2 separate regions of the Homo sapiens genome follow, and region 1 is linked to region 2. The links are chromatin loops, found by intact Hi-C in ENCODE. Cell type or tissue: PC-9. All regions are shown on one strand. Links, peaks and the distances in the headings refer to the core of each region. The heading gives the core; the rest is flanking DNA.

Evidence for each region. Peaks named below come from ENCODE experiments on the same cell type or tissue, not always from the same donor. Only the 100,000 strongest peaks of a DNase experiment are listed, where the experiment ranks them.
Region 1: it touches region 2 in a loop (33-fold over the local background); 16 of 110 quality-filtered maps call a loop at or near these places.

Annotation. Positions count from the first base shown.
Region 1 is chr2:111,663,186-111,670,718 of GRCh38, forward strand. No RefSeq gene overlaps it. Among named protein-coding and RNA genes, the nearest start is that of MIR4771-2, 100 kb to the right of the region's middle. In PC-9, for the core only: CTCF peaks have their summits at 4,521 and 4,720; a DNase peak (open chromatin) is centred at 4,526; H3K27ac peaks cover 429 bases.
Region 2 is chr2:110,808,440-110,815,972 of GRCh38, forward strand. All of the region lies in intron 9 of ACOXL (acyl-CoA oxidase like), which reads left to right. Among named protein-coding and RNA genes, the nearest start is that of ACOXL, 80 kb to the left of the region's middle. RefSeq lists an enhancer at 4,472-4,972. In PC-9, for the core only: CTCF peaks have their summits at 3,511 (motif pointing right) and 3,718; a DNase peak (open chromatin) is centred at 3,512.

The DNA.
Region 1 (7,533 bases), core at 1,537-6,536, 860 kb after region 2:
AGACCATTGCTCACAGCCTGACACCCAGCTTCTGAGTCAACCCAGAACCTGCCAGAGAAGGTGAAACCGAGAGGCTAAACCAGGAACCTCTGTGAATCTCAGCCAGGAACGGAGCAAACCACAGACTCTCCCAGAACCAGCAGCGAGGGCAGGGCAGCAACCTTGGAGGCCGACTCGGCTATGCTTTGACTCTACATTCATCCCCAAGGAAGCAAGGCTTCTGTAGGCAGCACTAAGGACAAGGATGCCCAGGGCCCTTCACAAATCCTACACATCAGTGGGACAGGCAGGAATTGGCTTCTTACGAACACCAATAGGGTTGAGCATGGTCTGGAAAACAGACGGGGTGAAGGGCTCCAACCCCACCACTTCTGCTGCTCTGTGATCCTGGAGTCTCATCTGTGACATCTGTCAAATTATTTGTTCAAAGGGTCGTTATGAGGACTCAATGAGATAATGTATCTGCAGCTCAAGATAGCTGTTATCAACTCCCTTACAACTGTTCAGAGGCTCTTTGCTTGGATTTTAGTTCCACAAACGTGCATGTTTACAGAGTGACAGACAGCACCCCTGTGAGAACACTGCCTGAGAACACGGCATTAAGTCATTCCAAATGCCGTCTCCCTCTGCTGGCTCTTTCCATCCTTCCAAAGTTTAGTCTCCACACTTCACATCACTGTTGGTGGTCGCTGCTCTTACGAAGGCCAAACACACAGCAGGAGGAACTAGACAGATGACAACCATCACTCCCTAGGGTCCTGTGCGCTGGGCAGGATGTAATCCATCTCGATTTTTCCATCAGCGTCCTAAGGACTGAAATTGTGATCTTTCACTAACTAACGGTAGCCAAGCAGTACCTGGACCCATGCTTACTTCAAGACAGTATCTCCTGTTTCTGAAGATTCCTTTAGGCTATATTTCTTTTCTTAGTTGAAGTGGGAGTTCCAACTCACCAGAAAAATACACTTTATGTTTTGGCGGATAAAATGTCTTGAGGTCTGGATTTTCCACTATCCTTTTTTAAAGTGAGAATCTGCTCTGGCCAAGTTCTCCTCCTTAAAGGCATCTGACCAAATTTATATCCCCAAAAGTTTGGCTCTGAGATGAGCATAAAGAAAAATAAATTCAGCACAAAGGATCTGGAAAAGACAGGCCAGAGGTTGGCACATTCTTCCAGGGCCTGGGGAGGCACAGGCATGAGGCTGCAGACCCTCCCTTCCCCTAAACTGCAGATGATCTTCACTCATCTGCTTCTTTCGCTGCATTTTTTTTTTGAGTAGTTTTGAGTAAGAATATTAAACACACACACACCCATACTCATTTTGAAATTCCAAGCCCAATTCATTTCTCTCATTTCACAGGTAATAAACGGGTGGCTGGGAAAGGAATGATTGATTAGCATTGGTCATGCTTAAAATCCAGGTCCCCTCACTCCACGACCAGTGACCTGACCACAAACTGCTTCCTGGCCCCGGGAAAGGGGTCTTGAACATCCCAGCCCACCAGAACCATCTCAAACCAGGGCTCTTCCCCAGTAGATTCTCAAAAATATGCCAATGGAGGGAAAATGGTTCTTTGCTAAGTAAGTCTTCTTTAGCCATAGATACTCCAATGTTTTTTTCTGTGTGTTCACTTGGAGACTGGAAATCCTTTACTGGATAGAACAGAGAAGGCAAACTGGCTATCTGGAGAACAGATACTATTCCTAAATGTGTTTGTTTGACCTCATGGTTATGATTTTTGTTAATGCAAGGAGTTATCGACATTTAAAAATGAAGCATTTTTGCATTTAAAAAGTTTCGATTCCAGCTTCTCTTGGAAAAAAAAGATCAGAAAATCTAGCAACAATGGGCCCTCCTTTTCTCATGGCAAAACTTGGCTAGACCTCAGTGCTTTGTTCCATTGAGATGGGCATGTGTTCCACATTCCCCGCAGCCCCCACTCCCCTCTGCCTCACAGCCGGCCCTCTGTGCCCACCACCACCTGCCCACCGGGAGGCATGTCAGCTTGCACCCCAGAAGTCTACCCTGGAGCCTGGTTCTCTCATAATACACCCCTCTCCTGCCTCAGGTTCCCCACTCCTACCCCTACTCCCATCGAGTTGCCCCTCAGAGCGGAAAAGGGAAGCAAACTTCAGCTAGCTTCTGGAACGCTGGAAAAGCCACCCCCACCTCACAGTGTTTCCACATCTGACATAGTCGGGCAAAGAAATCACTGTTGAGTAAATAAATGAAGGAACTGTCATTAGTACTGGACCTGTTTGTATGTCTCAGGTCTGTTTCGGTGCTGGATTTATCAAAGCATGATATACTATGTATCTAGTGAAAGTATTAATATGTCTTTTTCCACAGAGAGTAAAATCTAAAGGGACAGAATTATTCAATAAGGCTCTCCAATACTTCTGATCCAAAAAAGACAAAACTCATGCCATTGCCTGCAAAGATGAGATAGGCCAGAAATAAGCGTGGAGAGAGAAGCCTCCCAGGAGAGCCCGCCTGGTCCTGGCATCAGGTGGAGTGACCCAGCAGGGGGCTGCAGGCTGGTGGGGAATGCCTGTCCTCACACTGAGCCCTGCAAAAATCTCACAGCCTCCTCCACTCCTCTTCCTAAACTTAAACTAACCCATCTCATCCTTAATATGCCTTGGAAATAAAAGCAATATTTGACTCTGCTGCCTTCAAGTTTCTCTTCCCTTATCACTTCCTTCCACCTTCCTTCTGTGATGCTAGCCCAGGAGTGTGAAGCCTGGCCTCTCCCCATGGCACCCAAGGTGACCCTGCTCTCTAATGACACAAATCTATGGTGCTTCCCCCTTCACTGTGCACCCTCCTCAGACAGCACATTTACATCTTCATAAATGCTCCCCAGAAAACATGTATGCGTGTGTGAGAAAGTGTGATGAAGCACTGTGCAGGCAGGGTTTTAAAGTAGTCTTTAAGGTCTCGAACTCTTTCTTCAGGTGGAATTTTATGAGAAACTGCAATATGAGAAACAAATCATGGGGCTTGTCTCAGACTGAAGAAGGTTTTACAAGTGTAATCTGAAAACCTCTGCTCTGAGTGTGGTCCACATGTGGGATGAGGGTGGTGAGGATGCTGCTGGTGGTGGTGATGGGGATTATGATGGAGGTGATGGTAGTGGTTGTGATGGCAACAGAGGTGGTGATGATCATTGTAGTGGTGGTGAGTGATTGTAGTAGAGATGATGATGGTGATGGTGATGTTGGGACTGAGGTAAAGGTGACAGTGGTGTTAGTGGTAGCGGTGGTAGTGACAGTGATGGCAGGGATCTTGGGGGGGCGGTAGTAGTAGTAATGTTATGCTGATGGGATTGGTGGTGGTGATGGTAATGTTGATACAGGTGATGGTGGTGATGATGGTAATAGTAGTGGTGATGACCATTGATGGTGGTATAACTGCAATGATGGTGGTGATGGTGATGGTGGTGTTACTGGTAACAGTGGCCATGATGGTGTTGTTAGTATTCATGGTAGTGTTGATGGTTGTGTCATTGGTAGTGACGGCAGTAATGGTGATATTAGTAGTCATGGTGGTGGTGACGGTGGTGTTAGTGGTAGTGCTGGCAGTACTGGTGATATTAGTGGCAGCAATGATGGTGACAGCAGCATTAGCAGTACCAGTGGTGATGATGGTGGAGCTGATGGTGGTGGTGATGGTGGTGGTGGTGGTTATAATGGCAACAGTATTAGGTATAGACAAGATTCTACTGAAACAAAGGTTTATTAAAATGTTATTAATTTCAGGCACTCACTATGGTAAAGAAAATAAAGAAGTAAACCCTTTTTTTGAAAAGCATCTGTATTGGTCCATTTTCACACTGCTGATAAAGATATACCCAAGACTGGGCAATTTATAAAAGAAAGAGATTCAATTGGACTTACAGTTCCACATGGCAGGGGAAGCCTCACGATCATGGCAGAAGGCAAGGAGGAGCATGTCACGTTTTACATGAATGGCAGCAGACAAATGGAGAGACTGTGCAGGGAAACTCCCGTTTTTAAAACCATCAGATCTCGTGAGACCCATTCACTATCAGAAGAATAGCATGGGAAAGACCCGCCCCCATGATTCAATCATCTACCACCGGGTCCCTCCCACAACACGTGGGAATTATGGGAGCTGCAATATAAGATTTGGGTGGGGACAGAGAGCCAAACCGTATCAGCATCAGCTTCTAATTCTTTTCTATTTCTCACTGGTATACATATTACAGGCAAAGGCACACAGTAGGCACCAAATAAATGTAATTAATTTGCGATTTTTATGTCTTAAAAGAAACAGCTGATCCAGGAAATTCTGTTAAGATATCCCTAAGCCCAAAAGGACAACATTAAGCGGTGATAAGAAAACTTTTGCTGAAAAGTTATAAAGGTACTTTAAAATGAAAGGAAAAGAGAGCAGAGGAGAGAGGACAAGGAAACCTCTTAAAATCAGGGAGGTGGATACCAGCCCTATCTAGGAAGGAAAAGGAAGTAAGAAAACCATGGAGTGTGGAGCCCCTTGCTGACTCTTAACAGTCTTGCAGGGCAGGCTCTGTGACCTGCATTCCACAGAGGAGAACAGAGGCTCACACAGGCAGAGGCCAAGGCACTGCAGAAATCACAGCCCTGGGCCCAGAGGGCACCAGCCTGCCCAGCTCTCTCCAATACCAGCTCTAGACCGTCAGCCTGAGGAACGAAGGAATTCTATGGAATGGCCCTTCTGGAAGCACATGAAGCTCTGAGGACTTTAGCCATAAGACTTTAGCTGTAGTATCCAATGTGGTCCTGTTGATGGCATTCATGAAATATGCCTGACAGGGGTTGTTTCTCCTCAGATTTTTGAAACTTCCTTGTCCAGTTTTGAGGTAGGCAGTGGGACTCGACTCTGAAGGCAGGGCTTGGACTCCAGACCAGATTAAAGACTGGCTGAGACAGGTAAGAGGCTAAAGTACCTCTCCATAAGACATGCCCACCACTGCCATGTCAGTTTACCACTGCCATGGCAACACCTGGAAGTTATCAACCCTTTCCAGGGCAATGACCCAGAAGTTACCACCCTTTTTCTAAACATTTCTGCATAATCCTCCCCTTAATTTGCATGTAATTAAAAGTGGGTATAACTATAACTGCTGAACTTCCCCTGAGCTGCTTCTGCGGGCACACTGCCTATGGGTAGCCCTGCTCTGCAAGGAGCAGTTCCTCTGCTGCTGCTGTACACTGCCGCTTCAATAAAAGTTGCTGTCTGACACCTCCAGCTCACACATGAATTCTTTCCTGAGTGACACCAAGAACCCTCCTGGGCTAAGCCCCAACTTGGGCGCTCGCCTGTGCTGCATCCATTTGATTTCTGCCTGCCTTAGGTTTTCACTCCAAATGGATTGTGGCTAAGACACCAAGTCTATCATTATGTTCCACTGCAAATCTGAGGCTACACAAAGAAACAGTGAATACATGTACGTGTGTGTGTGTGTGTGTGTGTGTGTGCGTGTGTGTGTGATTTATTCTGAGGTATTGGCTCACACATTATGGAACCTGAGAAACTCCATGATCTGCCATCAACAAGCTGGAGACCCAGTGGTGTAATTCAGACCGAGTCCCAAGGCCTGAGAACCCAGAGAGCTAATGATATACATCCCAGGCCGAGGGTGGAGAAAATGAGTTGAGATGCCCCAGCTAAAGCAGTGAGGTAGAAAAGAGGCAAGTTCCTCCTTCCTCTGTCTTGTGTTCTGTTCAGGCCCTCAGTGGATTGAATGGCACCACCCACACTGGGGAGAGAGGTCTCCCTGACAGAGTCACTGATTCAAATACTAACCTCATTCTGAAACACCCCACAGACACATCCAAGAGTGTCCTGCGACCCACACAAATTCACATGTAAAACTAACCATCATGAGAGCAAAGAACCAAACTTGCATGACTGGAGTAGACCACGCGCATGGCCAGGCAGCAGTGGTGGAATCCCTGTGCCCGCTTTTGACATTGCTGAGTTTCTTACTGGCCTGATCCAAGCTGCACACTTGATTACAGAGCATGACCAAAAACAAAAAAATACATTTATTCACCCCCTAAGTCACATAACACAGGTGACCTAGGACAGGTGCTCCCCACCATTGAGGGCCCTGCTCTCCCACCCAACTTACTGGATTTTTGTGATTCAGAAAAGAAAAAGTGAAAGATTTGATTTTTCTGTTTACTTTGCATTTATTTGCCATGGAATAAAGGCAATATACATGTATTGATGACAGTTTGGAAAACATTAAAAATTACTTTCAAAAAGCATGGAAAATCCATCCCTAGTTTGACCATCAGTAAACAAGCACAGTTAACATCTTGGCATTCCCGCCCTTTTTCAAGGTGTGTGTGCGCTTGATGAGGGGTGTGAGGAGGGTTGCTTTTTTTGTTGTTTTTGTTTTTTTTTTTAATATAATCAAGCTCAATTTCTCTAAATCAATTTTGATTTTTTTTTAATTTAAACTCCATTCACAAGCATTTCTAAACCATTAAATATAAAATAGCACCCATCCATTTAGTCTGTTCACAACTTTGTGCTGGGCACCTACTAGTTGTCAGGCACCAGCTGGGGACACAGAGGTGAACAAGACAGAAAAGTCCCACCCGTACGTCTAGAAGTGAAGGTGGACATTAAACACTCACCATAAACCAAGGGAGGGCTGAGTCAGGGGGCCAAGAACACGGAGAATGAACGCTGAGGGCGACTGTCCCGCCTGTGCGGCTGCTGGTCACCCTCTGTGAGGTCAGCCTTTCCACTGCACTGTGCCCACTCTGCGTGTGACATGCTGCCTTGGTTTTAGAGCAAATGGAAATTTAAGTGTATTTAGTTATGAGAACTTGCAAGGTTGTTTTAAAACACCCTCTTGTGGTAACAGAAGGGGATCTAAGATGTCTCCAGAGTTTTGGTCAACAGATCAACCCATTGAAAAACCATGACGAGCCCCGCAAAAGTGCCTCCCGCTGCATCACCACTCTCCTTCAGCTCAAAGGCTGTGGCCAGAGGAGGGGGCTTGGGGTGCAGGTCCTCCCTGGGAGGGACAGCCCATATGAGGCTGCGGCACAGCCTTCAGATCACGTCCACCTCCAGCACAGAAGGCCATTGAGGTGTCCGTCAGGAAGTGCTCTGTGACTTGACGGACACATATTTGTGAATACAGAGCAATCAGGAAATATGCCCTGGCTTGAGTGCAGCCTCAATTCTGACATTTCATCCTCAGCAACACAGCTTCAGAGAGGCGGGCCTGCCTGTGTGGCAATAATAATAGTATATGATAATGCACACGCTGGGGCCTGGGCTGACATTGCAGGCTGGGCCCTGTGCTGAGAACTAAGCATTTTTCAGAGATCTAATTTAACAGGAGCAAAGGTGGCTAGCAGACCTACGGGGGCAGCTTCCCTAATCAACCTTTTCACACCCCAAAAGGTAAACACCTATGCATTAGTACAACTTAACCCAACAGCTAACTAGGACAGCATGCCCAGAGCACCTCTATTTTAAAAACAAATTGTGCATGTTAATA
Region 2 (7,533 bases), core at 1,043-6,042:
GCACAGAACACATGGATGTGGTTGTGAAATATCAGCACTGTCTCAGCCCCCTTGTCACTCCCTGGGTCCCCAGGATCAAGGCCCAAGTTCTGTTTCTGTATCCAGGATCCTTCATGACTCCTCACTGTACCCCCTCTCTCCACTGGGCCTCTGTCCCTCTGGCCTCATTTCTGTCTCTCCCCTGTGCCACTGTGGGAGGGGGCTTACATGTGCTACCATCCAGCTGGGGATGCCCCCCTTTTGCATGGGTTGTTTTCATGTACATTTCAGAGCTTGTATGACTGTCCCTTCTTCAGAAAGGCCTCAGCCTGCATGTGGTTCCTCTGACACCTGTTCCCAAGGCACTGGACTCCCCACTTGCAGCATGTATTACAACTCATGAGTGTAGCAACTCATGTGCAATAGGTGGGTTCTGTCTCCTTCACTAGCCTAAAAGCTCCACGCAGCTGGGGCCCTGCCAGCCTCATCCACTGCTGTGTGTTCAGCTTCACACACAGGGCTGGGCACATAGCAGACAAACAGCAAATAGGAGTGGAAAGAGTGAATGAGGTCTGAATCAGGATTCACATCCAAAGCCCCTGGCTTATCTCTTAGCAGAGGGAAGCCCTCAGTGCATGTTGGTTCTTGTGCTCCCACATACCAGCCCCCACTGCCGGGTCCATGTTGAGTGGGAAGGAGGATGTTGCTGCCTCTTTGATCTAACTCCACGTGGCCCTTCTGTCCAGAACCAGGAGTCTTCTTTCTTTCTTCCTCTCTGTCGCAGACACTGCTCCCCATAGTATGTGCTTCATGTGTACACACTCGTGCATTGTGCTGTAAGCAGGCACTGGGGTCGTGCTCACCTACACTTGGCAGTGTGGCCCTGGTGGTCTGGGAGTGTGCCCAGGGCTGGGGCTGCAGAGTCACATGCAGCAGCTGAGCTGCGGGGCTGCATGCTGAGTGCAACCAGCATTCTGGGCTGTTTTTTCAGGCACGTGGGTGCTGGGCGGCAGACAACTCAGCCAGTCCTGAGAGCCTGAACGATGATCTCCAAGTTGTACAGCGTGCCACATATGAGATGGGGGTAGCTTTTCCCAGCACCAGGAGCTTCAGGGAGAGCAAAGGGAAGAAACTGGCTTCAGGGGATTCTCAGAACCGGCGATAGACACACAATCTTTTCCTACGGTGTGCATTGTTGGGTATGAGTGAAGGGTCTCAGCAAGGCATGGGAGAGTCTCTCCCTGCTGTTGATGGGGGTTTGAAATGGGTTATTGCATCCTTGAGTAACCCTTTTGTGACCTTCTGACTGCAAGGGTTCATGGAAGACTTGAGCAATGAAGAGGAGGTTGAGGGCATCTGAGTCCCCTTGAGAGCCAGCCAGGGTTGGTCAGTGGCCAGTGTGGGCCCTTCTCACCGCACATGGAGTGGTGGTGTGGCTCTGTGGGCCTGTGCTGTGTTAGGTGAGCACAGCAGGCTGCATGCTGCCACTGCTGTGAGGTCTTGCTTGGGATTGCCCCTTCACCCAAGCTCTTCCACAGCTCCAGAGAGGTCCTGATGTCGATGTCCTCACCAGGGTGTCTGGCTCCTGGTCATCCGGCTCTCCACCACTCAGCCTGTCTGGTTCAGCTACTGGCTGGGGCTGGGGCAGATCAGCAGGTGTCAGAGTGTCACATTCTATCTGTCCTAATGGCCACAAACCAGGTGCCATGACACTTCCTCCTGAGCAGAAGGTTACTCAGCCTCCTCACATTAATAATCTCAATGTTTGTGGCTATTGCTGTAACACGATCAGGCCTTTGTCTGTTTTCTTTTTGCTTGGAGGTCATCTGCTTTTATTGTCTTCTGGAATCACTTTGTGTTCATCTATTCTTGTCACAGATTGATCTCATTTTGTATCATTACTAACACAATCTTTAATGGGCAGGGATTGTGTTTTTTTATTTAGTCCCTGCAAGGCCTAGTAGAGCCCTACATGTCATGGAAATCGTTTTACTCTTCTAACCTTCCTTCCATGTATTGCCTATTCATCCACCCACCTGTTCAACCACCTGTCCGTCTGTGTCCATCCACCTATCCACCCACTCACCCATTCACCCACCACCCATCCATCCACCCATCCATCATCCATTCATCATTCATCCATCATCTGTTCATCCATCCATCATTCATCATCCATGCATCATTCATCATCTGTTCATCCATCCATCATCCACCCATCCATCATCCATCCATCCATCCATCATCATTTATCCATCCAATAATCCATTCATCCCACCCATCCCACTACAAAGACTCTGAACACAAGAGTAATCAGCTCATGTATAATTTAGTAGTTAATGGGGAGTGTATTAGTCCATTCTCACACTGCTAATAAAGACATACCTGACACTGGTTAATTTATAAAGAAAAGATGTTTAATTGACTCAAACTTCAGCATGGCTGGGGAGGCCTTAGGAAACTTACAGTCATGGCAGAAGGGAAGCAAACACGTCCTTCTCCACATGGCAGCAGCAAGGAGAAGTGCTCAGCAAAAGGGGGAAAAGCCCCCTTATAAAACCATCAGATTTCATGAGACTCACCCACTATCACAAGAACAAGATGGGGGAAACTGCTCCAGTGATTTAATTATCTTCACCGGGTCCCTTCCATGACATGTGGAGATTATGGGAACTATGATTCAAGATGAGATTTGGGGGGAACACAGCCAAAGCGTATCAGGGAGTTATGGAATGTCCTAGAGAAAACCATTCGACTACCTGATGGACACCACACTTCACAGAAACTCCTCAGGCAGGAGTGTTCAAGGAAAGGACAGAGGCATTCACCATTCTCAGAGCCTGTCCTTCCTTCAGCAGCAAAGGGCAGAGTAAGGAGTGTCTCTGTAGGTCTTGCACGGTGGGGGGTCAGTGTGGGGACTGAGTTGAATGGGGTTGGTGGGAACGGAAACCCTCTGATGTTGAGCACAGTGGGACCTCTGCCTCCGCAGACAGTGTGGCATAACAGAGGGTGATGGAAGGGGAGGCTATGGGCTCTTTAAAGTAATGTCCTGAAAATGTGTGGTGCTCACAGGAGTGTGTTTCCCTGATATTAATAAGGCAAAGCTGACCGATGCTCATTCTGTTGACACTTTTGTGATGTGGTGGCCTTACTCATCTGCTCAGATGGAACATGGTGTTGGGGAGTTGAAAGCACAGCTCATCTGCTGCAGTTTTATGCCTTTTCAGGCACGTTGTATGTGCTTGGAGGAGGTGGGGTCACATTGCTCATCCTGTTCTGCTCAGACTGACGTTATCCTTTTTGTTTTTTTTGCATACACACACACACACACACACACACACACACACACACACACACACACACACACACACGCGGGGAGGAGAGAAGCAGGACCTACTTGGTTGCTGGGGAAGTCCAGTGGGATGAAGGCTTTAGCCTGAGTGATCCTCAGAGAGGCCATCTGTGAAATACACAGATTGTTTCCTGGTGTGGAGACTTCTTGGACTTGACCACCAGAGGGCAGAAAATACCAATAATGACTTGCAGGTTCTGTTTTCTTTGCGTTTATTTACTTTCGTATGTAAGAAGTGGGGAGGTTTTTGCTCTTGTCATCAGTTTATTTAGCTTCTCATCAGGCATCAGTGTTGATTTTTAAAAAGTGTCAACATAAGAAGAAGGATACATGAGCTGAGTAATTGTTGGACTCAAGACCAAGGTTGTAAATAGGATGTAGAGTTATTTTGACAACTCTTCAGGATATAATTTGACTCATAAACCTCTTTAAAAACATATGTTTGCAGCATTTTGGATGGGTATAAAATGGTTAAATAATGTTTTTTGGTTTTCTATAGCAGTTGTTTACATATTTAACAACCGAAATTTAAACATTTGTCCTTTTTGTAACCTTTTATTTTAGGTTGGGGAGTACATGAGAAGGTTTGTTACATAGGTAAACTCATGTTATGGTGGTTTGTTGTACAGATTATTTCATCACCCAAGTATTAAGCCCAGTACCCAATAGTTACCTTTTCTGCTCCTCTCCCTCCTCCCCACTCCCTCCTCAAGTAGACCCCACTGTCTGTTGTTTCCTTCTTTGTGTTCATAAGTTCTCATCCTTTAGCTCCCACTATAGGTGAGAACATGCCGTATTTGGTTTTCTGTTTCTGTGTTAGTTTGCTGAGGATAATGGCCTCCAGCTCCATTCATAAACATTTCTCCTTAAAAGATACATCTACTGCCCTTTTCCTCAAAGACCGAAGAGCTAGAGAGAAGTGCAGCCAGAGATAGTAAGTAGCACAGGACATGTGTATCTGAAATGGATATTTGAAAGAATTTCCATTTTGAATTTGCTTCGATTCCACGAAGACGTGTTGTACGCCTTCCTCTCAGCACTGTGAATCGTGCTAGGAGGTGACAGAGATGACCTGGAACAGGCGTGTGCCCTCTGGGGACTCATGGTGCATCCGGGTAGCTGAAACACTTGGTGCTGTGTGGAGCCTCTGTGGTTACACTGGCAGGAGGGACATGTGGCAGCGGGTACTGAGAGTAACATGCCATACAGAGACAGTTGTGGGGTTTTTATGGTCAGAGTCCAGTACATGTCCTTTATAGAAGCTTTTCCAAATGAGGCCTCTAGGTCTCTGGCACAAAGACCTAGGAGCTGACATCCAGCCCTTCCCCAATGAGTAGAGTATCTGCGTCACATTCACAGATGGGCAGCCAGAAAGCTCTTGGTAGGGTAAGGAGTTTCTCTCTGCTACAGGAGAGGAAAGTCCTTGGGCATCTCTCCCCATTTGATGTGGCCCATGAATGTTAGATGTTTGTGGCTGTGACATTTCAAGGAACAGAACTCCCTTTAAGTAAGTCATCAGAGGCTACACAGGCATTGTAGGAAACCCCAGCCTCCTCAAACCTTGGGTTGTGGCAGTGGCAGCTGTGAGGGGCAGTGTGATGCTGCCATAATTGTGACTGCTTCCCAGTGCTCCCAGCCAGGCCTCTGCTTGGGAGAGGCTTGCCTTCCTTGGCGCCAGCTGCCAGCTCATCTACTACCGGGAGAACGATGCCCAGGCTGCAGCTGTGAGGAGCTTCCCAGGCTTCACTCCATGGAAGTCCTTTTGGCCACCTCTGGGGAAAAGCATGACCTGTGCCACCTGGAAGGTCAGATATGGATGATTGACAACTGGCCTGCTGTCCCTAGGAGCTTTTCCACCTGAAACTTGATAGTCCATGTAGCATAGATGCTTGTACAGGTTACTGTCCTTTTCCCTCACTCCACAGCTCATTGCTCCATTCCTTTGTTCTATCCTGTAGTAGATTCCCATAGAGAAAGGCAACAACAGCTCAAGCCACAGTCAAATAGTAACTCACTTGTATTGAGTCCTTCCTGATCAGGGACAATTTTCTGAGCACCTCACATATAATTGTTTATTTCATCACCAGAGCAACCCTGTGAGCTGAGTGCTGTCCTGATTCCCATTTTCCACATGAGGAACCTGAGATGTAGGAAGATGTAACAGTTTGCCCAGAGCTTTCTGGGCCTTACACTCTGGTATTCCAGCACTGGGGTCCGGCCGTTACCCAATGCTGGAGTGGCTTTGTAGTCCTCAAGACAGATGTTCTTGGGATAAACTCTGCTCACTGGCGTTCCTGGAACACTTTATGCATGGTTGGATTTGCCTTGGTTAACCAAACCAAACCAAATATTTAAAAAATTTGGTGTCCACGTTGAAAATGTGGACATTTCACTCAGACTGGGATTTGGTAGATGTTAAATAGTTAGTGGCTGGGCCAGAATCCAGGCCTCCTTCTCCACTGTGACCTGAGGCCTGGTTTAATTTTTAGTGGCACTGCCGACTTTGCCTCACAGCTGTGTGTCACTGTGGTTCTGAGCTTTGTGTCCTGGGATCAGGAGTAAGAGGGGAAATGAGTTGATCCAGCCTTTTCATTGATGACTTTTTATGGGGAAAAGGGCCATTTAGAATGAACACTTATTAAGTGTGTCCAGTGGATTTTTTTTTTTTTAGCTTAGTTTAACGGAACAAGTTTGGATACCTTTGCCTACCATAATGAAATTTAGTAAGCCAAAAAAAGTTTACAATTCCTTAGATAAATTTTAAAAAGTGAACTGGGCCATTTAAATTTGCCACCACAAAACCCTTACAGGCTCTAAGAAGGGAAGCAAAATAATGGTTAGTAGAATATTTGTGGGTTATAACTTTATGTATTATTGTTATAAGTTTGTGTGTTATTAAGGCCAGGGCTACGAAGTATTGTTCACTGTAGAACTACATAGTATATGAGGATCATATTTCTTCTCTAGAAGTCTAATGTCAAAATATCTTTACAATTTGAACAACAATATTCCTAGCATCAAGGTCAAATGGAATCACTTTTCTTATACTCTATAAATTACTCAGAATTGTATCATGTTTTTATTTGCTTGATATTTTGATAATTGTAACTTTTTAAGGTTTTTAGTTTGTCCTGGAATTTCTAATTGCCTTTGTTTTTTTTCTTGTTAGGAGAAGAAACATATGCCTTCATCAATGTATTAGTTGGTTCTCATGTTGCTAATAAAGACATACCCGAGACTGGGTAATTTGTAAAGAAAGGTTTAATTAACTCACAGTTCTGCAGGGCTGGGGAGGCCTCAGAAAACTTACAATCATGGTGGAAGGGCGAGCAAATATGTCCTTCTTCATATGGTGGCAGCAAGGAGAAGTGCTGAGCAAAAGGGGTAAAAGCCCCTTATAAAACCATCAGATCTTGTGAGAACTCACTCACTATCATGAGAACAGCAACATGAGGGAAACTGCCCCCGTGATTCAATTACTTCCCAATGTGTCCCTCCTACAACACATGGAAATTATGGGAACTATAATTCAAGATGAGATTTGGGTGGAAACACAGCCAAACCATGTCAATCACTATAGTAGTAATATCTTCAAGCTTCTTGATCATTTTGTCTATTGTATGAAATCTATTTCATATTCTCCTTTGTTAATTTGTATTTTATTAATTTGGCCTCTATCTGATGCTTGTTGGTTTATTTCTCAATTTGTACAAAATCCAAGTGAGGTGCCTTGAAAACTTCAATACAGGGACCTTAGAAGGAGGGGATGTTTTTCATATTTAAAATGTATGTGCTGCCATGTCTGTAATAAGGAGCAAAGTCCCCTGCTTCTGTGAAGATATGTGGCTTTTCCAGATTATTACATGGTTTGCAGTGGGGAGAATGTTGCCTGCATCGTAGGGACTTCCCTCTGGATCAAGCTTGATCTGAGTTTGGAGAGGCAGGAACCGAAGGAGGTAAACTGAGGAGCAGGCATTCTCTGCCTACAAGGTTGGCCCTGAGTGGGGTGCCCAAGGGCTTCTGTGGAACTATATTTATTTGCCACTCAGCAAACTCAGGGGTAAGAAAGTCTTGCTTGGGGTGCCTCACCTGCAAGGCTGGTCACTAGGAATGTCAAGTCCAAGAGGACAGAACCTGTGTCTTCTTGGTCACCTCTGGATGAACAGGACCTGGTACTTAGTAAGCACTCAGTGAATGGACAGATG